Regions from separate parts of the Homo sapiens genome. Here all the other regions are linked to region 1. The links are chromatin loops, found by intact Hi-C in ENCODE. Cell type or tissue: A673. All regions are shown on one strand. Links, peaks and the distances in the headings refer to the core of each region. The heading gives the core; the rest is flanking DNA.

Region 1 (10,677 bases), core at 2,593-7,592:
GGCATGGGGAAGAGGGGTGCGGGAGTGCAGCAGGGCTCACTTACCCGGGTAGCCCACGGAGGGGTGCAGCAAGTCCATACCCGAAGTGGTCAGACTCAGCCCATTGACTGCGTAAGGCGGTTGCTTAAGATAAGACATCATGCTAAGGTTGTTTGGAGGTGCAAAGTCGGCCCAAATCGGGGGTACCCAGCTGGAAGATCTTGATGCGCCCGGGGTGGACAGGTTCAGAGTCCTTGGTGGGTGGGTTTGGAGCAGTGGAACTAAGGGCAAAGCAAACAAACAAACAGAGGGGCTGGTTTACTGCTTCGGAGGCAGCAGCTCTTCCACGTTCCAGCACTAACTTAAAAAGAGCACGGACTAGGCGAGGCAGAGGCTTTTAAAGGACTTGCAGACACTCCCCCCACCCCCATCCCCACCCCCACCCCCAGCTGCTCTGGAACTAGAGGGGATGGAAGGAGACCAGATAAACCTGTCTTCCCCACCCCCACCCTAAACTTAAAAAAAAAAAAAAAGTACCCGAAGAAAGCAATTACAATCTGCCTTCCCCAAGAACAAAAACCCGTGCCTTCAAATGCACACATTGCATTCCTATCCCTACATTTGCATAGGACTCATTGGCTGGCACTAGCTAATTGTCTCAAACAAAACTTGATTGGGGCCATTTGCAGAGACAAAGAACTCTTTGGCTAAATAAATAATGCTGATAACAAAGCCCATTGGTGAGAAACAAAGAAACAATTCAAGAAATCTACCTCTCCCCAGACTGTTGCCTTTCCATGGCAGAGATTTTAATTATCTTAGCTTTTTACCACTTTCAACTGCTGCGAACCTAAAATGTCAGTGCGTTTAACATCTAAAATACCAACTCACTAAACCACAAACTTGGAAAAACCGCTCAACCACTATTATTCCACATTTGAAGTCATTTCCGGTAATCATTTTCACCTAATTAGTAGTCTGGGTAATTAGATTTCGAGGTAAGTAACAGATTTATTAGGGTTTTGGAGAATCTTGATTATATGTGTCTAAGGAACGAAAGCTAAACAAACAAGTATTTAACTTTTAATAGACACCCATCAAATATTTAAGCATATTCCAAAAAAGTCTTCAAGATTGGCACAGGGCTTGCCAGAAATTGTGAAGTAAAGTTAGAATCCCACCAATCAGATAATGACGGGACCCCACATTTGTAGTGCAAGCTGCTTCCATGTTGATTTTGATGTGTGGAGGCTGCAGATCCTGCGGGAGGCAAATTTTCAGACATTTGGGTCCTCGGCAGCTGCAGCAGAGTTTCCTGTTAACTCTAACTGCCTTTTGCACATTTTAGTTTTGAAGAAAGTAGATACACAAACACCCAAAGTTGTGAAACTAGTAGAATTTCTCCCTACCTTTCAAGTTTCCTACAATCCTATAAGAAAAAGAGCTCAAGGGGGAAAAGAAAGGAAGAAAAAGAAAAGTTATTTACTTTCTTCAGCTGAGCTCCCCGCCTCCACCCCAGCAAAGAGATTCAAAGTAGATGTTAATATAGACTGGCAGTTTGCAAGTCTGGCCTTTATTTTCCTAAAATGTGGCACTTATATGCAAGGATCTCTACTTTGAAACTTTGACACCATGAGAGATTGCTTCAAAATGGCGGATACAAGATAAAGGTCTCACTGACTTTAAAGGACTCCGGGTTTTCATATTTACGTTGCTTAAGACAGCAAGGCACAAAAGTCCATAAATGAAACTTAGTAACTGCAACTTCTTTCTGATTTAAATTCAGAGCACAAAAGTCATGCTTTTCTACCCTAAGATCTAACTTAATATAATTTTATAAATGTCTTTCTTGGAGGAGTTTGTATTATCCTCAGTACAACTAATTTAGTTGCCCCTACAATACAGACTTTATGTTTTTGTATTGTCTTTTCTTTTCAAAATGCTGTTCTTTGGAGGCTGCGAAAATAAACAAAAATCTCCAGCTTAGAGGCTGTTTAAACACATATGCGACAGCTTTAAAATACAGTTGTATATGTGTTTAAACAGCCTCTAAACTGGAGATTGGAGATTTTTTGTTTAATCGTACTACCTTGCAAAATTCTGAACTACAGTGCTATAGAGAATCGTAAAATCATATCAGATGTACCCTTGAGAAATATGGAAATGTTCTTACATGTAGAGCTCTCACCCAATTAGAAATGCCTGACACATCATACAATAAAGTAGCACATTCCAACATAAAAAGCCAGTAACACACAGAAAGCACCAGGGCCGAGATCCTTCCAGGGGCTCCTTTGCCCTTACCATTGCAAAATGGCTAAAATTCTCAAAATAGACTATTTTCACTTTTGCTCCTGGATCCACCTTTAAAAGGAAAAGAGGAAAACCAAAACCCAAAACTAAGAGATTCTCTCCACAACCGGCCTAGGTATGCACTCTGCATAGAAGGCATGGGCCCTTCAATCTAACTTTCAAAGCTCTTTTCCTCTCGAAGCAGGGTCCAGAACGGGGAAAAGAAATAACTTTTGAAAAATCCACGCCTCACTATGACTGCTCACGAGGTGGCCTCTGGAGAACTCATACCTAGAAGCTGACCGCGGTCGCGCGGCGAGTTCCGGCAGCCGGTCGGCGACCGCACCTCCGGGCGCGAGTGCCTGGGTCCCGCGTTCCTGCCCGGCAGCCCCGCAGCCCCGCAGCCCCGCAGCCCCGCAGCCCCGCAGGCCTGGCGCCCGAGGTCCCGCTCCACTGCCCGCGCCCCCCGCGCAGCCTTATATCTAACGGTCAATTCGTGCAATCTGTCGCTTCTCCCTCCCCCACGCCTTGTTTTTTTTTTCTTCCAAGAAGCCCATCTACCAGTTGCTGTGTCCTCGCTCAACAATAATTACCTCGTCCGAGAATTAATTATAATAAATGTTTTCTTGATAAACTAACGAGATAATCCGAGGGGCACACGTCCCTTAATTACAGGCCGCCATGCTCCTCTCTGCTTCTCGTCCGGGCTGATTAATTTTCTGCATGATGGAAAGGAAACAAAACTACGCGGACTGGCGACTGGCCTGCGGCTGGGAAGACGACGAAGAGGAGGAAAGAAAGAAAAAGGAGACGTGTGGGCACCGCGGAAAACGGCCGGCGCTGGCCTCTCTCCGGCGAACTCGAGTGAAAGTTTCTGGCCTCGGGGAATCAAATAACTCTGCCACCCGCGAGGGAGGGAGGAAGAAACGTGCCAAAAGGGTTGGCCTTGACTATTAATTATCGTTGGGAGAAAGCCCCGGTGTTAGCGCTGAGGTCTGGGTGTCTACCTTACTCTGGGGGGAGGAGTTCCCTCTCCTACTCCCCTCTGTTGCTAATAACTTTTGGTGCCTGTAAAAAGTCCCGAGCTGAGCAGGAGAAATCCTGACCCCGAAGCTCTAGGATGGAGGGGAGAATTTCTAGGAGCGACTTCCCCGTCCCCTCCCCAAGCAATCCACCACCGCAGGGTCGGCGCCGCTCGGCCTTCGCTCCCCGCGCACCAGTTCTATCTGTGAAGGAAGCAAAAGCCAACTCGGTGGAATCCTGACAGGGGACTTGGGTTTCCAAAAATATGTCCCGAAATCGGGCATCGATTTCAAGAGTCACTTGAACGCAACAACGCGAAGACTTCTTGGGAGTTTGCAGAGCGACCCGTCGCCCGCGCCCGGCGCTGGCAGGGACCTTCGGATGGTTCTTACTGGGCCGATCCATGGCACAGGCTGGGCCTCGGCGAACCCCTCGGCCCCCGCCCGGCCCCGAGCCACGACACCTCATTGTCCTGGAGCCTGGGAAGGGGGTGCGCGAGCGCGCGGGCGAGCCCTGCCTCTCCCCGCCAGAGAACAGCTGAGGGGCCGCGGTCCCAGCGGGAGGATTCCGGTCCCTGGCCCGGCCGCGGCCTTGGGCGGAGCAGGGGCCACTAGCTGCCACTTCTGCCCGCCCCAGGTGCGCGCGGAGGGCTACGTGGGGCGGGCCGCGACCCGGCAAAGTCATGTTGAAAAAACACTCTTCACGTTCGCTCGGCCTGGTGACCAGGGTCGGGGACCACGACAACCGGGGGTTGGGAGGCTGCGTAATTACAACCCAGGGTGGTTTGGATTTTGGGGGGTGGTGGATATTTAAAAACAAAAAGGAGATCTGGAAGCTTTTGGGAGAAACAGACAACCGAGCTGTGCTAGGCTGAGGGAGAGGAGGCCAAAGAGAGCGAGCAGTGAGCGCCGGGGCGGACGAGAAGCCAGCGCTCCCAGCCTCCTCGGTTATCCGCTCCGGTTTCCGCTCACGTTCAACAGGGGCCGACAGGGGCTCGAGCGGCGGCCCCCGGCCCAGGCCGACCCGCAAGCGAACCGAGCTTCCGGCGCGCGGGCCCAAGGAGGCGCCTGGCTTTTTATTATTGTTGTTTCAATCCATCCATCTAGTTACATCTGCATCTTTTTGTCTCGGACTCTAAAAAGGTCCCTGGGATCCATCCAAACGACCCCAACCAAATCTGGGGGCCAAAACGCAAAGATCGCGGGAGAAGCCCAGAACGGCGTTGACATAAAAACAAAACCACAAACAAAACCTTCCAAAACACCCCAGATTACATTCGCAGCGTTTCGACGACGTTTTGCAGAAGCGACGACCCCCAGGAGCACGCTCTCTGCCTCTCTCCCACTACCGCTCTCATCTCTAGATCACATTTTTCTTTTTGCAACGATCGTTATTACACCTCAAAATTTGTAAGAGAAAAAATACATCCGCCTACAGAACTCCACGTTCGCAGAGGGGCATCGGTCGGTCTATTGGAGGTACTGGGGTGATGGCCGACAGACACGGGGACACGTAGATATGGATATAGACAAGACAGACGGACACTTACCTTACAGCCTCATGGGAGGTTAGAAAAAGTCAAATATCCTTTAAATTCCAAATAGCCAGCTATCCTAAAAGAAATCAAGAGTATTGAGTTAGAAACCTTGCAGTCTTCACCCTTCCATGAAAAGTCAAACACAACCAAAAAAAATTTTTTTTAAAGAACGAAAATGAGGAAGGCGGCTAGAGTTCTAAACACGCGTGGGCCCCTCTGCAATACATACAAAGTAGATGTGGCGAGTGAGGGCTGCTCTAGCAATTTTTATTTTTAATCACAGTGGAGGCTGTGTTGGAGCTGAGGCCGGTCCCGCTCTCAGGGAGATTTGCTGAGAAAGCGCCTCTCTGGCAACTTTTTGACGCAAACTCTCCAACCAATGGCAGGGAGAGAATGATTGACACATCTAAGCCAGAGGGAAAATAATAAAAACACACAACAGGGGGAGGAAAACAGGCCGCTGCTGCACGGGGGGACGAGCAGGCAACAAATCCAGGCCTCCGACATTACCAGAATGTTCTTTAAAGACACTGGGCTTTGCTTAAAATATACATTATGGGCCGGAGCATGTGAACTAATTGTATAATTAAAATGATGGACAGGGAGTTCTTCTCTTACCCTCTTTTCCCCTGCTTCCTTTACTCCGAAATTTCCTTTCCTCTCTTTTTTTTTTTTTTTTTTTTGTTGTTGTTGTTTTTAGGGAAGGGAAGAAAGGAAACCCATGCAATGTAAGATGGAAGATAAAAATATTTAAGTAAATGCTGGAGAATGGCGGGTTAGGGAGTGACTGGGTTATCACATTCAACCCCAGCAATAAGTGTGTGGATGACAGGCAGAAAGCAAGTCAGACTGAAACTCAAAAACACCACTATGCCGTCTCAGACAGGGCCAGAGCACGCTGACGGCCAGAAAGGGTAAAGGAGGGAGGCCTGGGAGTGCGATGTGGGCATGTAGGGAAAACAGAGAGAGAAAGATACACAAGTCCAAGAACAAACTATTTTCTAAAACTCAGTGTCTTCTCTATTCCCTACGCCCTTATAAATATCCTTACACATATAAATAAATGATCCCCGAGTGAGAGACCCCGGCTTCTGGTAGGTTCCTGGGGTTTTTTGGAATTGAGAAGCCCACGACAGACTGCAGGGAACACGAACCCCGGAATCTAATCTCAGGGCCCATTTAGGAGAAGTAGCTGGGACCACATCGGGCCTCGAGGATGCGAGTGTGAGGTCGACAAGATATCGTGGAAGAGAGCGAACGAGGGAGGCCCCCGTTGGAAACAGTTTCTGTGTTAGAACAAACGCCACCAAACGACCGACACTGCGAGGCCTGGAGCTACCTGGGCTGGCGCCGCCCGAGCCCCGGGCTGCGAGCCCAGAGGCTGGGAAGTGATGGGACCTGGGGGCCCGAGCCGGAGAGTGCGACCCCCAGCCCAACTTTTTTGCCTGGCATAGAAAGCAGGGACCGGACAGGTTTCAAACGGATCCGAGTCCCTAGAAAAGCAAAAACAGACTGGGCGGAGTGTGGGGTGGGGGGTGGCTAGTGGAACTGGTGAGTGTGTGTGAATAAGCTGGGTGGGGGTGGGAGCAGAAGACAGCTCTTGCTTCACAACACCCAGTGCAGGAAAAGAAAAATAAAATCTCTTCCTAAATACCCCACCCCCCGCCACCCACCCACCACCAACTACCATCACCACCACGGCCAGTGGGCCCAAAGAAACAGCTCGCTGCCTTTAATTTGGGGACCTATGTTAATGAAGTTGGTAATTAATTCGTCGCTTTGTTGTCGGTTCTTATACTGTATGTGTACTCAAATGTGGCCGTCCTTGGGATTTACAGCAATTAACGAATTACGGGAGTGCGCACGAGGCAGCAAGCTCTCGGCAGCCGGGCTCCGGCTCGGGCTCGGCCTGGGGCTGGGGACTCCGCGGCAGCGGCCCCTGTCACAGGTGTCCCTAGAGCTTTGGGCCCTGGCGGCCCCTCGAGCCCCCGAGGGGCCCGGAGCCCGCCCAGCTCCTTCCCGGCCCTCTGCAGCAGCTCCAGTCCGGAGACCCGCTGGCTGTCGCGTTCCCAGGAGTCAAGAGTTTCTAGGGGCCCGGGCGGGGGGGAGGGTGAGTACCGACCTTTTTTCTCACCCCACCCCCACTGTACTGAAACACCTGGCGGCCGCCCCCGAAGCCTTTAATGGGGATGGTGGTGAGGAGGGGGTAACAAATGCCCCGGGCGTTATGACCCTCGTGGCGCTGGCTGTCGGAGGCACTGGTTGGGTGCGCTTGGTCAGAGTCATGATGCTTTCGATGAAGGAAAGGCAAATCCACCTCGATCACCTGAAGCAGAGTCTCCTTCCTACCCCTAGAAAAGACAACGTTTCCCCCAGTTTGATCACAATGATGTTTAAAGCATAAAAGAGCCGAAAAAGAAAAATGGACGTTGTGAATCTGGCAGAGGGGAAGGCCGGAGGAAGGCCTTGGGGACAGTGGGCATGGGGTGGGATGGAGAATGATCAGAACATGCGCTTGTGAGCTAAACCAAGTAAACCATTTTGGACTGGGAGATCCATCTGCCGTAGGGTCCAGTGTCCAGGGTAACCTTTCAAGCCCGATGTAGAGGTTTGCGATGTCCTCCCAGATGGCGGGGGCAGCTGAATCTCCCTAAAAATCCCCCTGTTCTATTCGACAGGGGCAGATTTATGCATGGTGGGGCGTGAGAGGGTTTTGCCCTTCCAGCGGCCGGCAGCAGACAGCTCCCGCTTCTCCTTTGCCCTCTAGTCTAATAACTTCGCAGAAATACAGGGCCAATAAACTACGAGTTGGAAATGGACAGTGTTAAATAAACAAGGGTCTCTTTAAAATTCTCATCCACTTCAGATGTCTAAAGTAAGATTGTGATGATTTTGTCACGGTTTGGTAAATTTACCCCTTTAAGAGGCTTTCATAAATCCCAGAACACACCTTCAGCCAGATTTGAATATAGATTTAGGTTTTAAAACCCAGAAGCTGGAAACACCGCTTTATCAAAGAGAATTTCCCTTTAGCTTAGCAATGTGCTGAAGCTCTTAAAAGATTGGATCTGAGAGAGAGAGACAGAGAGGAGAAAGAGAACTAGAGACAGAGAGAGGCAGACAAGGAAGGGGGGGGGGGGTGAAAGACTTTCTTTTTCTTTCTAGAGGAATTCTGCCCAGACTCTGCAGCAGTTGGTAGCAGGCAAGCTTTCTCCTGGGTGTCGCCTTGAAAAGTTGCAAAATTGCTCTTCACCTGTAAGAACATGCTCTTTATCTTCCAGTCTCTTCTTGTCAATTTGGAAATTGCAGACTGCCCGGCTCAGGTACAGTCCCCACAAACCCTATTCTAGGTCAGGACAAAAGCCACTGGCTTTGGGGGAAGGGGGCTGGGCTCTTTTACTGAAAACCTTAGATGCTTGGTGGGAGAAAAAGACTCTTTGGATGAAAAGTCTAACTCTTGATTTTCAGTAAGTTCTTGAACTTCCAATTTACCTAGTATCTGTTCATTGTATTTCTGTGTTTAACTTTTTTTCTGTGTCCTGTGTCGTTAACATTTTTTTTCTATGAATCTGACTTATGGTAGCATGCTTTGTGTTTTTAAATAATTTTCATTAAAAAGTGGATGGTTTTTAATTGCCACTTGTACAATTATTTTGCTACGCATATGAGATATAAGCATTCAGAAGCTAAATTAAGAAAGCCAATACGAAGGGAATCAAATTATTTGTCAGAGCTTGTGTGCAGTTTCTAGAATATGTCTAATATGCATATTTTGAAATCAAGATTCATGTGTGGCACTAACTAGGCTCAATTTCTCCACCGCACAAGCCAGGCCAGTTTAAAATATTCCAAACTTTCCTCCAAGTTTATTAACTTTGGTGGGGGGAGTGGGGGAGGGGGAGGGGAGAGAAGACATCCCGGGATTCTTCCAGGCTAATTAAAAAAGAAGAACAAAACCCATATTCCGTGAGAACATAGCCTTTTGGGGGAAAGGAGCCAGTTAGACTTCCTTAACACTGAATTCAGAAATATGAACATTAATTTCCAATCTTTTCAGCAATTCACTGGACAGTGAGGGACTACATTTTGCCTTAGAAGCACCATAATACCTAGAAAGAAGTCATTTTTTCATTAGGTTTTTAGATATATCTTTATTATAAACTTTGAGGAGATTAACCTTAATTTTTTTAACAAGGATTTAAGACTGGAAATGCAGACAAAATTTAGGGGAAAAAATAAGGCAACAGATCACTTATAAATTAAGCTTGGGTCTCTCACTCCCTGCATTGCGGTTGCCTCAAAAAAGAGGGTAAGGGAGAAAGAAACAACTTCAAAGATAGGATTGGGCTGTCTCGATAAAAGAGTAGGGAGGCAAACTCCAAATGCGAAAAAGAGGAAAAGAGGACCATGTTGTTCCGGAATGAAACGGATTAAGATTGTGTGACAAGTGCGAGATGTGGTGCTGTGAGACATTTATGAGCGGAGTGTGAGCCGGGAGCTGTGCCTCTGTCCCTGAGAGTGTGGGGACCAAGGGTGTGTGCAGAGCAAGGTTAGGGTGAGGGATAGGAAGGGCATGTGTGGATGTGAGACAGAGAGAAGTGTGAGGCAGAGTGTGTGTGTGTGTGTGTGTGTGTGTGTGTGTTAGAAGGGTGTGGACGGGAATGTGGATGGATTGATGAAGGGTGGTAGCTGTCAGTTTACATAATTTTCATCTCCTGGTCCTGAAGTTTCCTTGAAATCAATTCTACTGCAGGCAGCAGCCTTGAGCTTACAGAGCTGATATAAAACAACCATTACAGTCCAATATCTTGCCTGTTTGCAAACTTCATTTAAAACTGGGGAAAAAAAAGACCCAGGAATGGTTTTGTAAGAAAGGAAAAAAGAAGAAAAGAAAACCACAGTGAAGCTTTAAACTAGTTTGGATAAATCTCTAATCTTTTATTTGTAACCTTTTACAAGCTTTATTTCCCGTATATGAAAAGCTTCTTTTATATGGGCACGACAGACTTTTCCTTTGGATTTTTAATTAGAGTCCATCAATTGTAGCCATATTTAAGAATCAATATAAAGTAATCCTTCGAGATGGGATAAGGTTTTAATCGAAAATCTAATTTCCCACTCTTTGCAGATCATTTTAAGAGGCTGGTTGATAAAAAAAAAAAAAAGAGTTCAATTTTTAAAAGACATAACACCTAAAACCTGGAAAAGATCATGTCTACAAGAAACCAACTGATGTTGCCTTACAAAGAAAAAGTCTGGCTGTTGTTGGGAACTTTTTTTTTTTTCTACTTGGAAGAATTTGACTTATTTTTCTCTCAAACAATATTCCCTAATGTGGCTCCTATGAGAGTATTCACATTGAATGGAGAAAGAAAAAGACAGACATTGTTTGTCTGAAACAGTATTTCATATGCAAAAGATAGCAACCTTAATTTTTTATTAACAAAGAAAACATAAATCTTGACAGATCCCCTTCACTACATGCTCCCAAATTCTCAAGATTAGAGAATAAATAACACATACTTTTTCTTTTTTGTGCATGAATGCAAACTTTCCATTTTCGGATTCAGGAATGAATATTTCTGTCCAATTTTAAAACTTCAAAATTAGAATTTTGCAATTTTTAATTTTTTTGCAACAATGGAAAAGTTGCTTATCTCAAAGGCATAGAATTTTAAACAGTTCTACCAGGGTCACTGGCTTTCAGTTTGTCTTAAAAGAGAAAAGAAAAGAAAATGAAAGCAAGGAAGAAAGGAAATAAACAAACAAAAAAATGAAAACTAATTGTAGGTGCACAGTCCAGACCGTTTGTGCTGCTGAACGATTAATCTGAGATATTTGTTCAA
Region 2 (10,677 bases), core at 3,636-8,635, 150 kb before region 1:
TGGTAGGCCGAGGCAGGCGGATCACCTGAGGTCAGGAGTTCGAGACCAGCCTGAGGTGGTGAAACCCCATCTCTACTAAAAATACAAAGTTAGCCAGGTGTTGTGGCACAAATCTGTAATCTCAGCTACTTGGGAGGCTGAGGCAGGAGAATCGCTTGAACCCGGGAGGCAGAGGTTGCAGTGAGCCAAGATCGCGCCATTGCACTCCAACCTGGGCAACAAGAGCGAAACTCCATCTCAAAAAAAAAAAAAAAAAAAAAAAAAAAATGTTAAATGTCCACAAGGCAGAAACCTCTTTGAAGACCTAAGTGTCTGATATCCTAAATATGAACCTTATGTATTCAGTGTGTAGGTGACAATGATTTCTCCCAAATTTGACTCTTGGTTTATATGTATGATTTGTGAAAATATAGACTGTAGTAAAAATAGTAATAATAGCTGTTATTATAACAATCTTGGTGACATTTGTTAGCCACTTAATTGCTTCACCTAAATTTCCTTCATTTACTCTCAGAATTAGAAGTAATTTGGCCCTGCCGGGCGTGGTGGCTCACTCCTGTAATCCCAGCACTTTGGGAGGCTGAGGCGGGTGGATCATGAGATCAGGAGTTCGAGACCAGCCTGGCCAAGGTGGTGAAACCCCGTCTCTACTAAAAATACAAAAATTAGCCAGGCAAGGTGGCAGATGCCTGTAATCCCAGCTACTCCGAAGGCTGAGGCAGAAGAATTGCTTAAACCCGGGAGGCGGAGGCTGCAGTGAGCTATCACGCCACTGCACTCTAGCCTGGGCAACCGAGCAAGACTCCATCTCAAAAAAAAAAAAAAAAAGTAATTTGGCCCTTCATCTTCGGAGGCAAATAAGTTTGGCACCCCTCAAGAAACGAAAATCCCCTTCTGATGTGACCACATAAGCCATGCTGCATGCACTTTGCGCGTTTGATAAAGATATATAGATTACCTATTTCACAGGGTTCGCTTTTACTAGGACAAAACTTTTCTCTTTCACTTGTCCCTTGCTGAACAAATAAATAGTTGATTTAAAGAGCCTAAACCTGGTAAATATGTGAGCTCATTTGTACCAAGAAAATGTGTGAACAAGACTAGAACTTTATTTTATGGGATCCCATGAAATCCCTTAATAATTGTGCTTATATTGTCATGTGAAACGTGACCTGCTTATAATTTGGATACAATAGAGATTCTATTTTCCTATTTTATTATCATGCACCTGGATGAAGCCAACACCTTAACACCTTCATCTCATCTCTTAAAGCTCCCATAGCCATGTGCTATCTCCTGTGGGAAGTCACTGTGACTTCCCTCCCAGGAAGAGGGGACAACTCTAGTTCATATTGCTTGCACAAAGAAGCACTTGGAAGGATGTGGGTCTGGAGGGTTCATTTTGCCCCTAAAAGAGCAAAGAGCAGAAACAGAGTTCTTTCCAGAAGATAGGATTTTTCTGGATTGCACCAGAAGCACTGTATAGTATAGTGATTAGACTCCCAGCTCTGCCACTTCCTCACTGTGTGACTTGGAGTAAGTTTTTAAAGTTCTGTGTGGGCCAAGCACAGTGATTCACACCTGTAATCTCACCACTTTGGGAGGCTGAGATGGAAGGATCGCTTGAGGCCAGGAGTTTGAGACCAGCCTGGGCAACACAGTTGAGACCTCATCTCTACAAAAAATTTTTAAAAATTGCCAAGCATGGTGTCGTGTGCCTGTGGTCCCAGCTACTCAGAAGGCTGAGGCGAGAGGATCGCTTGAACCCGGGAGGTTGAGGCTGCAGTGAGCTGTGTTTGTGCCACTGCACTCCAGCCTGGGGCAATATAGTGAGACCTTATCTCAAATAAATAAATAAATAAATAAAGCTCTGTGTGGCTTAATTTCCTTTTCTGTAGAATGGAAATATAATAGACTACCTCATGGTGCAGCTATAAAAATGAAAAAGGTTAATATTTATAAAGTGTATTGAACAGTGCCTATATAGACCAACTGCAAGTCATGTTGGCTGTTTTCATTAATATGTCAGTAAAAACAGTTCTTCTCTACTTCCTACTCAGTAAAATAAATGTTCAAAGCCTCCTGGTACTTTGCTTGTCTCTCTAGTATGTTTAAAAACGTCTTTACTAAATATGCATCTGGAAAATTTAAATAATTCAAATAAATTACAATGATAATTATAAATATAAAAACGTTATTTAAATTATGTGAATATCTGGGAATTAGAAGAGAGTAACCAAAAAGCACTAAGCAGTTGAAGAAATGAAATCAGTCCCATTAATAAGAAAAACACATCTCAATCTGTGCACACGCATGCACACACACAAGTAAAAATCGTGTGCACAATTCATTTTCACGAGACCCCATTACCATGACCGTCCTTCCCTCTTTCTACTGGTTTCCCCAAACCATGGCCCACCTGGAAGCAGGCATCTACATTATCTCCTCTTCTTCCCAAACTTAGATTTTACCATCTATATATTTGATCTTAGTCTATTGTCCCCTGCATTCTACCCCCCAGGGACTTCTCAGAGAACAGTCTCCTACCAGGACAGCTTCTGCAGGCGCTTGGAGGACTGGCGTAGGTCAGAAAGCTTGCAGTCCAGAGCACAGGGGCCCTGCTGGACCTTCAAAACCATCCTGGGGGATAGGGTCATAGATTGCTGAGCTGGGATGAGTGGAGTGGCCAAGAGTATGTTTTGTAAATGAGCACCCCATTTATTCACTTTTTTTTTTACTTTTTTAAAAATAGAGGTGAGGTCTTCTATGTTGCCCCGGCTGGTCATGAACTCCTGGGCTCAAGCAATCCTGTCACCTCAGCCTCCTAAAAGTGTTGGGATTACAGGCATGAGCCACCATGCCCATCCCATTCACTTACGTTTACTACATTTAATAAACATTTTTTGAGCTTCTATAATGTGCCAGGTCTGAATACGACGTTTTCAGAGGGGAACCAGACAAGGGCCCTGTCCCCGACAGAGCTTCCATTCCAGAAGGGGAGAAAGCCAAAATGCCAAACTAAAAATCTGCCCAAGGATCTTTGTTCACCACTACTACATTCTACCCAAACAAGGAATGAAACTTGCTTTCTCATTGTTAAAAGTGTTGCTTACGAAATGTTTACCACCACCCTCTCAACCCAAGTTAACAAGTTTCCCACCTGTTGAGATGTCTGCATTTCATTCTTGGGCTATCTGGAGCTTTGCTGAATCCACAAAGGGCTTCACTGGACCCACAAACGGTCATTAGACCACACTTTTATTTTGGCACATCTCTCCCCACCTTCTTTCCCACACCAACATGAGTAATTCTCTGCTTTCTTTGGCTACCCTTTATCCTTCTGCTGGTCTCAGCAACATTGGATTAAAAAAACATTCATGCTGTCTATCTGTGGCAAAGAAATATTCCCACCTCTCCCACTGCCACCCATAGTAACAGAGAAAGGAGGCGAGAGGTAATAAAAGTGTGTCACCTGCTCTTAAGCTTGGTGCCTAACTCTCCTTAAAGCCACCACGCAAATTTCTAGAGGGATGTTGATCTCATTCAGGCTCTTATCCCACACCCTTGCTTAGCTTCATTGCTACAAAAGCAGGCCCTGCTTCCACAAAGCAATGAAGGGAATCATTGCTTCTGTAGCATTCTTGCCAAAAATATATAATCTCAATTTAATTTTTTTGTTTGTTTGTTTTTGAGATGGAGTCTTACTCTGTTGCCCAGGCTGGAGTGCAATGGGGCAATCTCAGCTGACTGCATACTCCACCTCCCAGGTTCAAGTGATTCTTGTGCCTCAGCCTCCTGAGTAGCTGGGAATACAGGTGCCCGCCACCATGCCCGGCTAATTTTGTATTTTTTGTAGAGACGGGGTTTCACCATGTTAGCCAGGCTGGTCTCAAACTCCTGACCACTCGCCTCAGCCTCCCAAAGTGCTGGGATTACAGGTCTGAGCCACCGCACCCGGCCTTAATTTAATCATGAGAAAACATTTCACAAATCCAAATTGAGAGACTGTCTACAAAATACCTGACCAGGACTCTTCAAACATGTTAAGGTTATGAAAGACAAGGAAAGACAAGAGAGTGTCCTGAATTTAAGGAAACTAAAGAGACATGACAGCTATGTGCAGTGTGGGATCCTGGATTCAATCCTAGGACAGAAAAATACTATTACTATTATTAGACAAAGTCTCACTCTGCCACCCAGGCTGGAGTGCAATGGTATGATCTCAGCTCACCGCAACCTCCGCCTCCCAGGTTCAAGCGATTCTCCTGCCTCAGCCTCCCAAGTAGCTGGAATTACAGGCATGTGCCACCATGCCCAGCTAATTTTGTATTTTTAGTAGAGACAGGGTTTCTCCATGTTGGCCAGGCTGGTCTTGAACTCCCGACCTCAGTTGATCCGCCCACCTCAGCCTCCCAAAGTGCTGGGATTACAGGCATGAGCCATCACGCCCAACAAAAAATACTATTATTAGAAATAGTGGTGAAATCTGAATTTAAATCTATAGTGTGGTTAATAGTAAGTATTGCACTAATGTCCCAGCTTCTTGGTTTTGATCATTATGTAAGATATTAAGGTGAGTGAAGTTGGATGAAGGGTAGACAGGAACTTTCTGAACTATTGTTGCAACTTTTCTGTAATTCTAAAACTATTTAGGAATAAAAGAGGGTTTTTGTTTTTTGGTTTTTGTTTTTTTTTTTTTTTAGTTTTAAAAGCAAGGCACTCCTTTTCCCCCTTTACTCCTTGTCATTCTTTGTTAACTACTGCTTTAGGCCTCAAGACAAACAATAGATAGGACAGTGGTCTTTATGACTTGGGTGCACCAATGATCAAAGAGACACAATCCCTAAGGCCAAAGGCCACAGGCCTGCCACCAGCCTAGTCGTTAGGGTAGGTAGCTCTCGACCCTGGGCCTGAGCCTCTTCCTAGTAGCTGTCTAGGTGGACCTGGGTGAGAACTGGGCAGCCCCAGGGAGCCTGAAGCTCTGTTTTCAGCACCTTGGGAGGCTCCGGAGAGGCCGATGGGATTAAATTCCCCTCAAAGCCACTGGGCTCACACCCAGCTTGAAGACAGCAGGATCTAGTCGGGGATTATTCTTCCAGTCCGGGTTTCTCTCTTCAGGCAGCCACTACGGAGAAGAGGGAGTGGAGGCGAAGCACCCTTAATACCCTCATTCTTTCAAAAGATGAGTCAGGTTTTTGTAGCTTCATTAGCATTTGCAGATAAAAATACATTTTAAGTGGCATTATGCTAAGTAATTATTCTTAGAAGATGTGAAATTAAACACATTTTACTCAGCATGAAATTATTCCTGCCACGTACTGAGTTTTGTGACAGCTTGAGAGTTTGGACAGTGGGTTGCAAGAAGGGGAGAAGCAATCTATGTACTTAAAAAAAAAACCCAAAATATTTTACCAAAGGTAAGTCCTTGTAGCGAAATGATTTGGCTGGATGGAATATTAAACCTGCTACTATAAATTTCACGCCTTGCATTCCTAAAGCAGATGCAGAGTGATGATGCCAAAAATTAATTGGAAATAATGCGACTTGCCTTGTGTACTCTATCCAGTAGAGGGCATAGCAGATAAGCATTGTGTGTGTTGGTGACTTAGCAACTGATAAGGCTTGTTTGTAATTGCTTCTGTAAAGATATGTAGCAGCATGCTTGGATGCTTATTTACATTTAGGAATGTGGTTCGGAATAGGAGGTGTAGATTTATAACTTTGGTTTTGTCTGTCAATACGTGGGAGACTTTTGGTTGTTGCAAGCATTATATTTACCAATGCGCAATGTTAAATTGCTGGATTTAATTGTTACAGTACAGTGAATTATTCTATTATTTCTTACTTTTTTATCCCAAGGAAAATTCAAACTTTCCAGGCTTAAGGGCAGGATAAAATGGCTCTGAGCATGTCAACGTCTCAAGAGCACATTATTTTCTTATTGGATTGTATTAACTTTACAGATGGAAATTTGAAGGAGAATTAGAAGGCTTAGAGATGGGGAATTTGGAGAAGAAAAGAATAATGTCCTAAGATTTCTGGAGGGGCTAACTGGTAAGTCATTTTGAAAGCTGCTGATGCTAATTCTCATAGCAAAAGACATAGCAGATCCTAAAATTATCAGGAATGAGGCATGAGGCACAGAATTGCTAAGAAGGAAGTGAATCTTGTGTCACACTAAGAATTGCCAAAGGATTATTCAGGTTCTGTCTCTGTCTCGCTCTCTCTTCTCTACCTGTTACAATTGGCACAGATTTTTCTTATGTAAACTCTTAATAGTGCACCTGTCCACAAGCTGGGTGAAGGGTGTTTGGCAGTTCCACTTAGTTTAAAAACCAAACACAGTCTCCTGCCTCAAATACACACATTTGTTCTGAAGGGACAGCAACATGACATATGTAAACAAACATTCATCCATAGGCACTCTGGTTTGCAGCTGAAGGAAAAGCTGGAGGCGGGAGTGGGGACACAACATAATAAAACCAAACAGACAACCATGCTAAAGAAAAAGGCACCAGCCTCCCTCCCACTACTGCCCAGGTGTCAGGTGGCTGCAGGAGGCAACCACAGACTGTCCTGTCCACGCTGGAGGATCCAACCCTGGGCCAGGTACCAGCCTAGTGGGTCTGGAATCCTGGTGGTCGCCACCCCTCCTCCTCCTAGACTCTGCCTCTCCTCTGGAATTCTTCCCCACAATTGTGGATGCTTCCATAGGATCTGAGGTGAGAGGCGTGGGAAAATGAAAAAGGGGAGAAACCACAAAGCCTGCTTCTGGGTAGGGAACCAGGAATGCCCTCGGTGGTGGAGCAGGAGACTTGCTTTTCACTCTGTGCCCTTGTTAGCTCTGAATTTTGTACCATGAGCAAGTGTTACCCAATCTTAAAATGGATAGACAGACAGGTAGTTGGTGAAAGAAAGAAAAAGCAAGAAAGAAGGAAGGAAGGGAGGGAAGGAGGAAAGGAGGGAGGGAGGGAGGGAGGGAGGGAAAGAGGGAAGGGAGGAAGGGAGGGAAGGAAGGAATTAAAAAAGGGAAAATTGTAGTGAAACAGGACCTGGCCTAAAGGAATGACTAGCCAATTCCTAGACTTGTTCTCATGGTCAGCCTCTCCCTGCCATGTGAGTGAGTTTCCCCTCTTGTCATAGAGGAATAATTGTCCTTTCTCACAGGCATATGTTCTATTGCAGATTTTGTTATCTTTTCTCCTTTGAAACTTGAGTTTGTTGTTTATATGACACTGTTACTTTACAAATGGCCTTCTCCCGTCCACACATGTGTATGTGGGGGTGGAGTGGGAGTCCTTACTCCTGTGAGAAGGGGGAGAAAGAGGCAGAGAATGGAGAGAGGCTATTCATCATTAGAAAGGTTGTGACAGAAGAATTAGACCTTCGGGATTATAAGTTTAGGTCTCAGGGTGAGTTCAAGTTTAGTGTGAAAGTTAGGGCCCCCAGAGGTCTGCCTTTCATTCACTCCTCAAAATCTGATTGCTGTTACTGCCACAGAAAGTTGTACATGCATCCCAAGTGGCAAGAGCCATGATTTGGCTTCTACATAGCTGCAGCTATCAAGAGAAAGTCTAAATCTTGTCTGTCTTCTCAGATAGCTACTTTTCTTGTCTAAACATCTTTCCGCCAGAAGCTATATTTAATATTGCAAACAACTACTCCCGTGGTATATAGGTCATGGATTTATTGCCAAGAACAGGATCCATTCCACCTAGTTTAAGCATTAAATGGCTGACAGAATTATGAGGAGGGTGAAGAGACAGGCTCTAGGTTTAACCTTCCCAAAGATGACTCTCAAAACTTCTCTGCAGAGCCCGGCCACCAACAGAACTGCGGCCTTTCGCAACCAGGAAGCTCCCTAACAAGATGGGAAGCTACTGCTTTTGTCCCAAACTCCAGAACCATGACACCCCTGCTATATCTCAGAAGCCACCGTGGTCAGGAAGTTACTGCAACTGCTACAACCAGAACCACCCCTGTGCCCACTAGAATCCACACAAATTAAATGGCTTCCCCAACACTGCCTTTCAACACACACACAAAGCTACTGATTAGACACAGGGAAACTATCTCCGACTAGGCTTGCCCGCAAAAACAATAGAAAATGTAGGCTGTGTCTCACTGCCACCTTCTGAATCCCACATGAGTGTATCTGAATGGCCGAACTACGCTCACATCCAGAACCCTCAGTGCAAGGGCATTTGGGAAGCACAGTTTTAATTGTCCAGCCTCTGCAGTACACAAAACATTCTAGAAGGCAGTTGCATTGGCCGGGCACCCTGGCTACGCCTGTAATCCCAGCACTTTGGGAGGCCAACGCGGGCGGATCAGCTGAGGTTGGGAGTTCGAGACCAGCCTGACCAAGATGGAGAAACCCCCGTCTCTACTAAAAATACAAAATTAGCCAGGCGTGGTGGCACATGCCTGTAATCCCAGCTACTCAGGAAGACTGAGGCAGGAGAATCGCTTGAACCCAGGAGGCGGAGGTTGGGGTGAGCCAAGATCGCGCTGTTGCCCACCAGTCTGAGCAACAAGAGCAAAACTCTGTCTCAAAAAAAAAGCAGTTGCATTAAATGTTGAGCATCGATACACTGTATTTGTCACTCTTTAACAATTACAGAAATGAAAACATGGGTTTTATTTTGAAAAAGCATATTTACAAACTGTACACAAGAGTAAATTTTTTTTAACCAAAAACAAATGCACATTCAGAAGTGGGTAAATTAGTAATGCAGGAATTTTCAACAAGGGTTTATGGGTACTGAGATCAACCCAAAATAATGAGGGTTAAGAATTATATATTTCTGGCCGGGCATGGTGGCTCAAGCCTGTAATCTCAGCACTTTGGGAGGCTGAGGCAGCAGGAAGATCATCTGAGATCAGGAGTTTGAGACCAGCCTGGCCAACATGTATCTATTTATGTGACATCCAAAGCACACTAATCAGTACATTGATTAGAACATGAGGAAGAGCAAAAGATAGCCAGTTTTACCCAATAATGACATGAAAGCTAGGTGAAGACTTCTCTGAAGACTAGAACTGAGAAGGGAAACTATTATTTCATCAATAGAATGGGTTAAAGATGCAGCGTGATCTTGCCAGTCTGCAGGAATTGGATCTGCATGCATGAGCAGTTGGAATCAGCATACTTCCAAAAAGATCAGAAGGCCTTCGTGTAGAAAAGTAATGCAAAACAGAAACCACAACATCTTCTGTTCTTTTTCGTCATTTGAGAAGCCATTCTAGGACTACTTGGGTGTGAGTGGAAGCACATCCTTGGGACACTGCCCAAAGGCAGAGTAGGAAGTATGAGAACTGGGACAGTTATTTGTGCTACAAGAAAAGAGCAGCTTACAATAACAATTTCTGGGAATTCAAAATCAAATGACCGGGGAGACTCCAAGACACACTCTTCCAAGGCTCTCAGAAGCTGGATGAGCACTTATAAAGAAAAGCATTCCCTATGACCAAAACACAGAGATCACTGATTACAACAGAGACAGGGGGTGCAAAGGAGCAGAAAGACACGGCAGAAATTATCCTGCGGGGAACCCTCCCAAAGCCTCATGTAGTTCGTGATGGAAGTCAGAAGTCCAACTGAGAAGCAGAGCATGAAACAGGGGTCTGGGTCCTGGTGGCGGTGCAGAGTGCAGTTCCCTGATGTCCCCCCGCATCAAGGTCAATCCCGTTGTGCCTCGAGGGGAAGCAGAACCAATTGTTTGAAAGCTTTGAGTTACTTATGACTTTCAGCATAGACATGAACTGTTTTAATATTTTCATTTATTTACGTATTTCACATTTTTAAAAAGTATCTGGCATGTGTCAAGTAATATGAAAAACAGGAAACTTTAAGGGGTTTATACTTTTATGAGGACCTAAGATAGGTAAAGGAGCAATTGCATTATAAGGTGTACTTGCTCTTATAAGGGAAACATAGAGGGTTGTACGGGAAACCTATCTAGACTCAGAGTGGAGGATGTCAAAGAAAGCTGGCTGGCAGAGCGGACTAACTGAGCTGCAGGGAGGAGGAGAGTTAGCAGGAGAGGGCAGATGACTGGGGAGTGCTAGAGTAGGAGGGGAAAGAGGATTCGGGAACAGGGATGAGCAAGTGCAAAGCCTTGAAGGGGAGAGAGGACAGCACGTTCAAGGAATTTATAAAGTAATTCTGAGTGGTTGAAATGCAGAATTTAGGACAGGTGTGGTGGCTCACACCTGCAATCCCAGCTCTTGGGAAAGATGAGGTGGGAGGATCGCTTGAGGACAGGAGTTTGAGACCAGCCTGAGCAACACGGTGGGACCCCCACCACTACCCCACCCCAGCCCCCACTCCCTGTCTCTGAAAAAAGAAAAAGAAAAAAACTAGCTGGGTGTGGTGGTGCAAGCCTGTAGTCCCAGCTACTCCAGAGGCTGAAGTGGGAAGATTGCTTAAGCCCGGGAGTTTGAGGGCACAGTGAGCTATGATCGCACTACTGCACTCCAGCCTGGGTGACGGAGCAAAACCTGTCTCAAAAAAAAAAAAAAAAGTGCAGGATTTGAGTGGAAGTGGCAAGAAATGAGGCTAGTGAAGCATAAACCAGCTGATAACGATCTTGAGAGCCACAGTACAGAGTTGGGTTTTATCTGGAGGACAGTGGGAAACTAGGGGAAGGACTTTAAGCTGGAGAGTGATACCAC
Region 3 (10,677 bases), core at 2,957-7,956, 230 kb after region 1:
GAATTAGAGATATATTTGTTGATAATAAAGTTGATAGAACTTGCTAATCTACTGAATATGGAGAGTGAGGGAAAAGGGAGCCGTGAACGATTCCTAGGTTTCTCACTCAAGCAGGTAGTTATGAATGGTAGAGTCATTTATTAAAATGGAGAAAGTCTAAGAACTAAATGTGACAGAGGAATCCATACTTCTGTTTTGGACATGTTGAGTTTGAGAAAGTGATTAAAGGCAAGGACTCTGGATGAAATGGCTTGAGTTTGAATCCCAGATTCACTGCCTACTAGCTGTGTGACCCTGAGTAAGTCATTTAACCTCTCTGTGTGTCATTTTCCTATTCTGTGAAATACAATAGAAATAATAATTTGTCTGCTTCGTAAAGCTGTTGTAAGAATCAAACTGTTAATTAATTGGTAGGGATCATTGTGTGATTCACTGATTTATTCCAAGCTCCTAGAACAGTGCCTGGAAGAGAGTGGGTGCTTAATAAATACTGCTGAATGAATGAATGGATGTCTATTACACATTTGAGAGGAGAGGTTGAATAGATAGATATATAGACATACAACTCTGGAAATTAGAGCCAGACATAAGTTGGGAGTCATCAGTAAATAGATATTTAAGTTAAGAAAGAAGTTATAATATAAGGAAAGTTCTTCAGATCTTAAAACTTACACAGCTGCAACATTTATGTGTATTACTAGTATAGGTACTGTCTGAAAGATCATTGTTACAGAAAAGATAGTAAAGAAACTAATGCAATAAAAGCGTATCAGGCTGGCACGGTGGCTTACACCTGTAATCCCAGCACTTTGGGAGGCCAAAGTGGGTGGGTCATTTGAGGTCAGGAGTTTGAAACCAGCCTGGCCAACATGGTGAAACCCAGTCTCTACTAAAAATACAAAAATTAGCCAGGCGTGATGATGGGCACCTGTCATCCCAGCTACTCAGGAGGCTGAGGCAGGAGAATCGCTTGAGCCCAGGAGGCCGAGGTTGCGGTGAGCAGAGATCGCACCACTGCACTCCAGCCTGGGCGACAGAGCGAAATTCCAAAAAAAAAAAAAAAAAAAAAGAAAGAAAGAAAGAGCATATCAGTTGGAGTAGATTATTCAAACAAACAATGGAGGTTGGGAAAATGAGAATATGCGGGGGATGGACAGTGGTGGTGGAATCCAATCAGATCTTTATGTTAAATGATGGACAAAAAATTCAACATAGGCGAAGGAATTGAAAGTAAAATATGAAAACAAAACCCCAAAATTGTTGAAGGAATTATGGGCAAATATTTACACTGATCTTGAGATGGGGAAGGACTTATTAAATGTTAACGCCATGGAACAAATCACAAAGAAGAATAATAGATACTATTTTTAATAGATGACATAAACATTTAAAACTTCAGAACATTAAAAAGTCATAAATAAAATTTTTAAAATGACAAACTGGCAAAATATATTTGAAATATAATGGATAAATGATGAATATTACATCATTATAATTTATTAAGAAAAGTAGGTTTGCAGCTGCAGCACATCAAAGTTACCGATTTTTTATGATGTTTGGTGGCTATGAGACTATAGAAGCATATGAAGATGATCTTTATAGGGACGAGTTATCTAGTGAACTGAGTGTTGATAGTGAGGTGGAATTTCAACTCTATAGCCGAATTTATTATGCCCAAGATCTTGATGATGTCATCAGGGAGGAAGAACATGAAAAAAAGAACTCTGGGAATTTGGAATCTTCGAGTAGTAAACCAAATCAGAAGAAGCTAATTGTCCTTTCAGATAGTGAGGTCATCCAGCTGTCAGATGGGTCAGAGGTCATCACTGTCTGATGAAGATAGTATTTATAGATGTAAAGGAAAGAATGTTAGAGCTCAAGCACAAGAAAATACCCATGGTCCTTCTGCTTTTCTTCAATCTAATGAGCTGTTTGATAAGAAATGCAAGAGTGATATTGAAGAGAGATCAGGTGTAATCCAAGAGGCCATGATTATAGAGGTCAGTTCAAGTGCAGAGGAAGAGAGCACCATTTCAGAAGGCAATAATGTGGAAAGCTGGATGCTACTGGGATGTGAAATAGATGATAAAGATAATGATATCCTTCTCAACCTTCTGGGATGTGAAAACTCTGTTACTGAAGGAGAAGATGGTATAAACTGGTTCATCAGTGACAAAGACATTGAGGCCCAGATAGCTAATAACCAATAACCTGGAAGATGGACCCAGCGATATTATTCAGCCAATGAAAACATTATCTGTAGAAATTGTGACAAACACGGCCATTTATCAAAAAACTGTCCCTTACCATGAAAAGTTCGTTGCTGCTTCCTGTGCTCCTGGAGAGGACACCTCCTGTATTCCTGTCCAGCCCCCCTTTGCAAATACTGTCCTGTGCCTAAGATGTTGGACCACTCATGTCTTTTCAGACATTCTTGGGATAAACAGTGTGACCAATGTCATATGCTAGGCCACTATACAGATGCTTGCACAGAAATCTGGAGGCAATATCACCTCACGACCAAACCCAGACCACCCAAAAAGCCAAAGACCCTTCAAAACCATCAGCCTTAGCATATTGCTGTCACTGCATGCAAAAGGCCATTATGGACACAAGTGTCCAGAAAGAGAAGTGTATGACCTGTCTCCAGTATCTCCATTCATCTGCTACTATGATGACAAATATGAAGTTAAGGAGAGAAAAAAGAGAGTAAAATAAAAAATAAAAGTACTCAAGAAGAGTGGGGATATCCCAGAGCCATCCAAGCTACCTTACATAAAAGCAGCAAATGAGAACCCCCATCATGATATAAAGAAGGGCTGTGCCTCATTAAAAAGCAACAGGTGGCCTCAAGAAAATAAAGAAACACAAAAAGAAATGAAGAATAAGAATAGAAAACTGGGAGAAGCACAGGAAGGCTGACAGACATCGTGAAGTGGATGAGGATTTTCCCTGGGGCCCCAAAACCTACTCTTCTCCTGGCAGTTTTAAAACCCAGAAGCCTTCCAAGCTCCAAGCCCTTTCATCATTCATCGCATTGCCATATATCGAGAGAAGACAAGTCTCCCAAGGAGGGTAAGAAGGGCAAGAGAAGAAAAAGGAGAGATGCTTGGAAGATGATGACAATGATAACTTATTTCTTATTAAGGAGAGGAAAAAAAAGTCTTAAACTGTCAGGCAGCCTCTAATGTGGCTTTCCGTTGTTCATTTGGCCTTTGTGTCCATAACCTTCTGGCAATGTGTTTATTATCTGTGATTAAATAAAGTCAGTTTGGGTTTTGCATTTTTAATTTCAGCCATTCCTAGAGTTGCTGGACATCCATGGAGATCTCAATTATCTATGTCCAACAGGTTATTAGGTAAGAAAGTAGAAAGATAAACCTGGACTTCTCCTGTTCCAATATGTCATCTTTACTCAGAATCCTAGGGCTAGGAAGAAGAACTCATCTTTTCAAGAAAGCTTTTTAAAAATCCTTTGGAAAAAAAACCGCATCAAAGGTAATTCATCCTCAGCATGAGTATGAAATTAAATCCTTGTAGGAAGAGAAATTAACACTAAGAAAAAGTCTTCAGTATTTTTCAACTTTTTTTTTTACATTGAAAAGGACAATAACTATAAATTTACATCCAGCTTTTCTCGCTGCTGAAGTTGTTATCAGAATCTTCCTTTGGACAAAACATCACAAGCTGACTGTAAAAACAAAAGCGCCATCATTGAAGCCCTGAAGAGGCAGGGAATTGGGCTTCAGCAAAATACAGGTAAAGAATCCATCCGGTATAAATATCAGAAGACAGATTTCCTAAAACAAGTGAAAGAGACATCAAAAATTTTAACATAATCACAATGAAATCATTTTTTACCACTTTTACAGTGATGTTTGAAGTGGACTGTCACTCAGATCTGTAGAGATGACTATTACTCAAAAAATTGTTTTGTTCTCTTGTATGTTTTTAACTACCACAAAGCTATATAGAATTTTTGGTACTTGTGGATCTTTTGTACTTCTCATACCCTAATGTCAGAATAAGAAAAATAAAATATCAAATAGGAAAAAAAAGTATTAGCACACTGATAAAAGAATTGACAGAATAAATAAATGGAAAATTCATAGAAGAAAAATACAAATAAATAACAAACATACGAATAACTTTAGTCTCTAGCAATTAATCAAAAACATATAACTGGGCAGAAAAATTTTTTGTATCAAATTAGCAAAAACTATAAAAATTATAATATTCAGTGTTACCAAAGATGTAGAGAAATTAGTACTCACAACACATTTTAGATGGGAAAACTCTCCAGTAGGAGTCTTGAAAATAAATATCAAAAGCTTAAATTTTTTTAGCATCTTTCATTCCAAGGTTTCATTTTTAGGAAAATTAAAATATGCCATTAAAAGTAATGATGTCAATCTGGTATTTTTTAATATGAAAAGATGTCCAAAATAGATTACTAAGAGCAAAAAGGGTTCAAAACAGAGTATACTGTGGTTCCTGTTTTGTTCCAATATGCTGTCTGAAAGAAAGATCAAAATGAATACATTGAAACCATAGAAATGATTATCTTTTGGTGGAAAAATTGGGGGTGATTTTATTTCAAATTTATACTTTACATATGCCAAATTTTCTGTAGTGGACACATTTCCTAATTATAAAACATTTCAGTTATAAATTCAATATAGTACTATGTAGGATATTTCTATTAGAAAAGTTTACTAAGATAGTTTGAGATTCAAAATAATGGTTGATGAAATGTAATATTATAATTGAAATTCATTCATGATAAAAAAATGGATCTATGAAAAGATCATCAAAGAATATGGAAGCCATGAGGTGAAAAATTGATGGGGAATGTTGTAATTGATATATCAGTTTGGCAACACCTGGGCCCCTGGATTAGTTTTAGCACCACTAAAAGTAGAACAATCAGACATTAAGACATTATGTGTCTTGCACTGTGATACAATAGGATGTACCTGGCACTACCAATGAATATTCTTGAAGAAAGAAAGACAGGAAGGAAGGAAGGAAGGAGGGAAGGAAGGAAAGAGGGAAGGAAGGAAAGGAAGGAAAGGAAGGAAGGAAGAAAGGAAGGAAGGAAGGAAGGAAGGAAGGAAGGAAGGAAGGAAGGAAGGAAGGAAGGAAGGGGGAACCTAAATGGATGTCCAGCAACTCTAGGAATGGCTGAAATTAAAAATGCAAAACCCAAACTGACTTTATTTAATCATAAATAATAAACACATTGCCAGAAGGTTATGGACGCAAAGGCCAAATGAACAACGGAAAGCCACATTAGAGGCTGCCTGACAGTTTAAGACTTTTTTTTCCTCTCCTTAATAAGAAATAAGTTATCATTGTCATCATCTTCCAAGCATCTCTCCTTTTTCTTCTCTTGCCCTTCTTACCCTCCTTGGGAGACTTGTCTTCTCTTGATATATGGTAATGCGATGAATGATGAAAGGGCTTGGAAGGCTTCTGGGTTTTAAAACTGCCAGGAGAAGAGTAGGTTTTGGGGCCCCAGGGAAAATCCTCATCCACTTCACGATGTCTGTCAGCCTTCCTGTGCTTCTCCCAGTTTTCTATTCTTGTTCTTCATTTCTTTTTGTGTTTTCTTTATTTTGCTGGGATTACAGGCGTGAGCCTGCGCCCGGTTGAATCAGGAGCATTTGTAAGGCTGCATTCCTCTTCCAGGATACTGCATGTCTAAATCCAACAAGATGTTCTTTGAGATCTCTGAATTGGGAGGCTGTAAGCTAACCTCGCATTTTCTGTTACACAACTAGCTCAGCACACTTGCTCTGCACCTTTGCTGCCCACTAGAATAAAAGTGTCATGAGGATAGGGCCCAGGCTTGTCAGAGTCACCCTCATGACCCCACCCCCTGCTACAATGCCTGGCACATAGTAAGTGCTCAATGAATACTATTTGACTAATTGATGTAGTACCTTTTTGTTACAAAATGATTTCCCAATCCCCTCTACCCTATTCTTAATATAAAGATTTGTGTTTTTTTACTGAGAAATGGCAAATAAAGGCTTTGGACCCCCTGAAGATTAAATACTAAAATCCCCATAACAATTTTTTTGGTGGTGTTCTTATGGGACTGCATGAATTCGAAGGACGTTTATAATGCCTCATAATGCTCTAGGAAGTGAGCCAAGAACTCCACCATCACTAGGAGTTTCAAAACCTTGAGAACTTTTCTCCCGGTGTGTTTAAGAGTATGCAGGCTCATTCTGCGCAAGAAATGTACTGGCTTACGTTGACATTTTTGTCTTTCCCTACCTCCCCACTAAGTACCACGGCAGTTTCTTTTCAGGGTCATACACGATTCCAGCAGCCTTTTTGGTGAGTGGAAGATAGCCCTACATGCTTCCCCCAGCTCACACGGCTCTAATAAGAGACAATCCCCGCAACACAGTACAGTTTCCCAGCAGGATAAAAACTAGTTTCTAAAAGGTAATATTTCTCTCTTGAGAAAGCATAGTTTGTAACTCTGGCACTATCAAATTTCCAGGTCATCTTTGCTTGCTGGGAAAAAGAATCCTTATGAAGAGAAGTTGCTCCCTGGAGGGAGAAGAAGGCAACAATTGCCCCCTGAACCGACCCAGTGTCCTGGAAGGATGGCTACAATGGACCCCAGGGAGGCCGCCAAGCTGTTGGTCAAAGGAGGCATGGGTGACCATAGAAGGGAAGATCCCTTAAATGGAATGACTTGCGTGGCCCCTCAGGAAAGCTCTCACAAACCGACCAACGCGGTCACCAACCATGCTCTGATCATTTTCAAGTTGTTGAAGTTGCTCAGCGGATTAATAGGATATTGCACTGGCTTTCTCAAATGCACACACACAGAATCACTTAATGCCATTTTCAAGGACAAAAAAAAAAAAGAGAGAGAGAGAGAGAGAGATCCAAAAGCCCTGCAAGTGAATAGAAAATAATAACAGCATAAAACAGACCCATCCTCCTCACCACCAAGCAGCGCTCCCCCACCAACCAAACAGCCAGCTCATGTCTCCTGTCTGTCCAGCAGGGAGAACACGTGATCTCCCACGGCATCTGCCTTGTACACTGTAAACCCTCTTCTGTCCCATTTCTTCTTCGTTGGGTCACCTCAGAAATAGAGAAGGGGGCTGTGCTAAGGAAAGTCCAGCTGAAAGTGCACACCCAATTTCCAGCCTCATTCTAGGCCAGAGAACACAACAAGGCAACTTCTTTGTGACCTCTGGAGTTTACCTTAATTTTTCAAAAGTCTAACTAGATCTAGTAAAGGGAGGGGGAAAAAAGTACTTGATGTAGAATTGCCTCCTGGATGCCTGATTCAGGTAGAGGTTTACAACATAATTATTTGGTCATATTTACCTAATGTCTTACCTGCTCTATTATCTGTTTTTTCAGATGTGTGCTGTTTTTGATTTTTAATTGCTCTTATTTACCAAATGTCTTATTCATTATATTATCTGGTTTTTCAGATGTGTCCCCTTTTTTATTTCACTGTAAAGAGAGCCTGGCCTAGCACAACTGGCGACTCGCTTAGTAACCCAAGAACTGTCAAGCACCCTGTCCAGGTTGAGCTCAGAGATTTCATAGCTGTGACTGATGTTTCTTTTTATCTTATAAAAAGCAATGCTTTTTATAAGAACTAAATAGCTTGGCTTCAAAGGGAAAGTTTAAATACTGACAATTTTTGTGTAGCAAATGCCTTCAAATGTTCAAAAAGATTGTTTCTAAGGTATCCCCATCATTTTCTAAAAACAAACAAGCAAACACACAAACCTTCAGGATCTTTTGTAATTTAAAGAAGTTACATTAGTGCTTACATTTCCAAAAATACCCATATGGATAAATATAGTCTAGTGTGTCCATGGGAAAAGTTAACAAGGGAAACATATTTCCAAAAAATACAAAGTCAGTGACAGACTGAATGAATATAATATACTTGATAGTGTTTTGGATGTTCTATTTTATGTCTTGCCATTCTTTTTTTTTCACTCAAATACTAGACAGAAAAAATATTTTGGTATTTCTATTCTCTTCTAAGAAAGTCTAGGCTGCTTTACTTGCGGCCAAGCACAAAGTTAACTAGAATCCTTTAATAATATAGCTCACTGTATAGATTCAGATAAGCTATGGGAAAAATCATGTCCAACAAAAGATCATAACGACATAGAGAAAATACCTGTAGCAGAGCATATTCCTGTTTTTCTTTTTCTATCCAAACCAATGTTTAGAAGGAAGTGCATTATGTTCCCTCTTAAAGATTTTCCTTTCCTTCCTTTCCTTTCTTTTCCTTTTCCCTCTTAAAGCTTTTCTTCCTATCCTTTGTTTGACCGACGACATTATTCCTTGAGTTTTAATCAGCACTCACAAACTATATATACTGTCTCAGTCAGTTCAGTCAGTGTAATGCCATAGACTAGTTGGCTTAGCAAACATTTATTTCTCACAGTTCTGAAGCTGGAAGTCCAAGTCCAACATCAGACTGCCAGCCTATGCCCCTACACGGCCTTCCTTGGTGCATGCATATAGGGGAAGTCATAGCTTTTCTTCTCTTTTTAAAAAATTTTTATTGTGGCTGGGTATAGTGGCTCATGTCTTATAATGCCAGCACTTTGGGAGTCTGAGGTGGGAGGATCACTTGAGCTCAGGAGTTCAAGACTAGCCTGGGCAACACAGTGAGACCCATCTTTACAAAATATTTTTAAAAATTAGCTGGGCGTGGTGACATGTGCCTGTGGTCCCAGCTACTAGAGAGACTGAAGCAGAAGGATCTCTTGAGCCTGGGAGGCTGAAGCTTCAATAAGCCACGATTGAGCCACTACACTCTAGCCTGGGCAACAGAGCAAGACTCCATCTCAAAAAATAAACATGAAAGAGTATCATCTTTTTAATTGACAAATAATGATTGCATCTATTTATGGAGTAAATGTGATGTTTTGATACATGAATACATTGTGGCAGGATGTATATTCAAATCAGGCTAATTAACACATCTATCACCTCAAATATTTATCATTCCTTTGTGGTAAGAACATTTAACATTTTCTCTTTTAGCTATTTTGAAATATACAATACATTATTATTAACTATACTCTTTATGCTGCTCAATAGAACACAAGAATTTAGTCCTCCTATCTAACTGAAACTTTGTACTCTTTTCCTCTTTTTATAACTACATTAACCCATCATGAGGACTTTACCCTCAGGAACTCATCTTACCCTGATTACCTCCCAAAGGCCTGACTTCCAAATACCATCACATTGGAGGCTAGGGTTTCAACATATGAATTGGAGGGGGCTGGACATAAACATCCAGCCCATAGCATATACAATCAGTTTATAGGTCCTTACAGTATAGATTCGTTAGGCTATTTTATGAACTCTCAACTATAAGTTCTCTGTGTGTGTATGTGTGTGTGTATCCAAATTACCAAAGGGTTCTTTTAAATTTCTCTGTCTCAAAACTATTTAAGAACTGACTGTTCTTGCAGCCACAACTATTAAGAAATAGCTTCATACATCCAATTTAACAAGGTGATGGTCTATGTGGTTATATTACATATTACAGGTGGATCATAAACTATTCTAAGGGTTTAAAATTTTTTCTTTTAACTTTGAGGCCTGACGTAACCCAGGAGGACCCACAGAAACCAGATGTCTACACACTCTCACATGTTCATATTTAACTCACTTCAACAAATATTCACTGAGGCTAGGTCCTGGGGTTCAAAGATGAGTAGGACACAGTTCTTCTTCAAAAAGCTCATAATCTGGGCAGAAATCAGTAAACAGATAGCCAACTGTTTTTTAATGTAATAAGTATACAGCTATCAATATGAAAGAAAGGATCTGTGGGTACACGAGAAAAATTGATCCCCGGAAAATGTGTGGCAAGATGGTGGGTTTGCTTTATCCATTGCTTCCCAATATTCAGCTTTACCGCTGGGTGGGATTGTGAGGAACTGACCACCCCCGCGGGGAGGGGGTAAGTTCCAGGGTAGGTTCCACAGGTAAGTCCCCATAAGTATAAGCCCTTCTGCACAAACCAAGACCTTTTCAAATGATTAGTTAAAAAATGGACTTTGTCTACTAGGGACTGATTCAAGGAACCTAATTTGGTCCAGCCAGAGGGAAATCTGGGACTTATGTTTGAAAGATGCCCTATCTCTCCCACTCCAATTTCTTTCTATTATGAGACTTCTTAGTCTCTTTTTCCAGTCCACCCTTCTCCCAGACCTTTCAGTGTCTGAGGGATCCATGGCTCAGTCTTTGGTCTTCTTTTCTGCTCCTTGGTGATTCCTTCAGTCTTGCGACTTTAATATTATGTGTCTGCTTTCAAATCTGAAATAGATATTGCCCGTCTAGATTTCTTTTCCAAATGCAGACTCCTAGAGCCCTCTACTCACTTAACAGCTACCCCAGGATGTCTAACAGGCTTCTAAAATTTAACGTGTCCAAAACTCAAGTCTGGATCTTCCTCCCAAACCTGTTCCTACCCACAGCCTTCCCCATCTCAGATAGTGGCTTAGGCAGAAATGCTTGGAGTGATTCTTGACTCTTCTGTCCTCTCTTTCATCCAGTCTGTCAACAAATCCTGTTAGCACTACGTTCAAACTTTTCCAAAATCCTACCATGTCTATCACCTCCACAGCAACCACCCCAGCCCAGCCACTATCA

What was found. Hi-C counts contacts between places; a loop is a spot of excess contacts. Peaks named below come from ENCODE experiments on the same cell type or tissue, not always from the same donor. Only the 100,000 strongest peaks of a DNase experiment are listed, where the experiment ranks them.
Region 2: it touches region 1 in a loop (2.4-fold over the local background); 1 of 110 quality-filtered maps calls a loop at or near these places.
Region 3: it touches region 1 in a loop (4-fold over the local background); 1 of 110 quality-filtered maps calls a loop at or near these places.

What each region holds. Positions count from the first base shown.
Region 1 is chr14:56,805,316-56,815,992 of GRCh38, forward strand. OTX2 (orthodenticle homeobox 2) reads right to left here and starts at 5,164. Exons shown (of 5, transcript NM_021728.4): 1 at 5,061-5,164; 2 at 4,844-4,907; 3 at 45-260. The coding sequence starts at 141. OTX2-AS1 (OTX2 antisense RNA 1) reads left to right here and starts at 7,843. Exons shown (of 4, transcript NR_029385.2): 1 at 7,843-8,154. RefSeq lists enhancers at 167-1,005, 6,544-7,436. In A673, for the core only: no CTCF peak of the experiment used is centred there; DNase peaks (open chromatin) are centred at 3,246, 5,206, 6,496, 6,656 and 2 weaker places; H3K4me3 peaks cover 4,789 bases; H3K27ac peaks cover 5,000 bases.
Region 2 is chr14:56,654,576-56,665,252 of GRCh38, forward strand. It overlaps a transcript of TMEM260 not described here. Among named protein-coding and RNA genes, the nearest start is that of TMEM260, 80 kb to the left of the region's middle. In A673, for the core only: a CTCF peak has its summit at 5,560 (motif pointing right); DNase peaks (open chromatin) are centred at 5,106 and 5,566; H3K4me3 peaks cover 1,036 bases; H3K27ac peaks cover 2,256 bases.
Region 3 is chr14:57,039,336-57,050,012 of GRCh38, forward strand. All of the region lies in intron 1 of LOC124903324 (a long non-coding RNA gene), which reads right to left. It also overlaps the pseudogene LOC440180. Among named protein-coding and RNA genes, the nearest start is that of EXOC5, 220 kb to the right of the region's middle. In A673, for the core only: no CTCF peak of the experiment used is centred there; DNase peaks (open chromatin) are centred at 5,076, 5,456, 5,786 and 6,156; H3K27ac peaks cover 4,662 bases.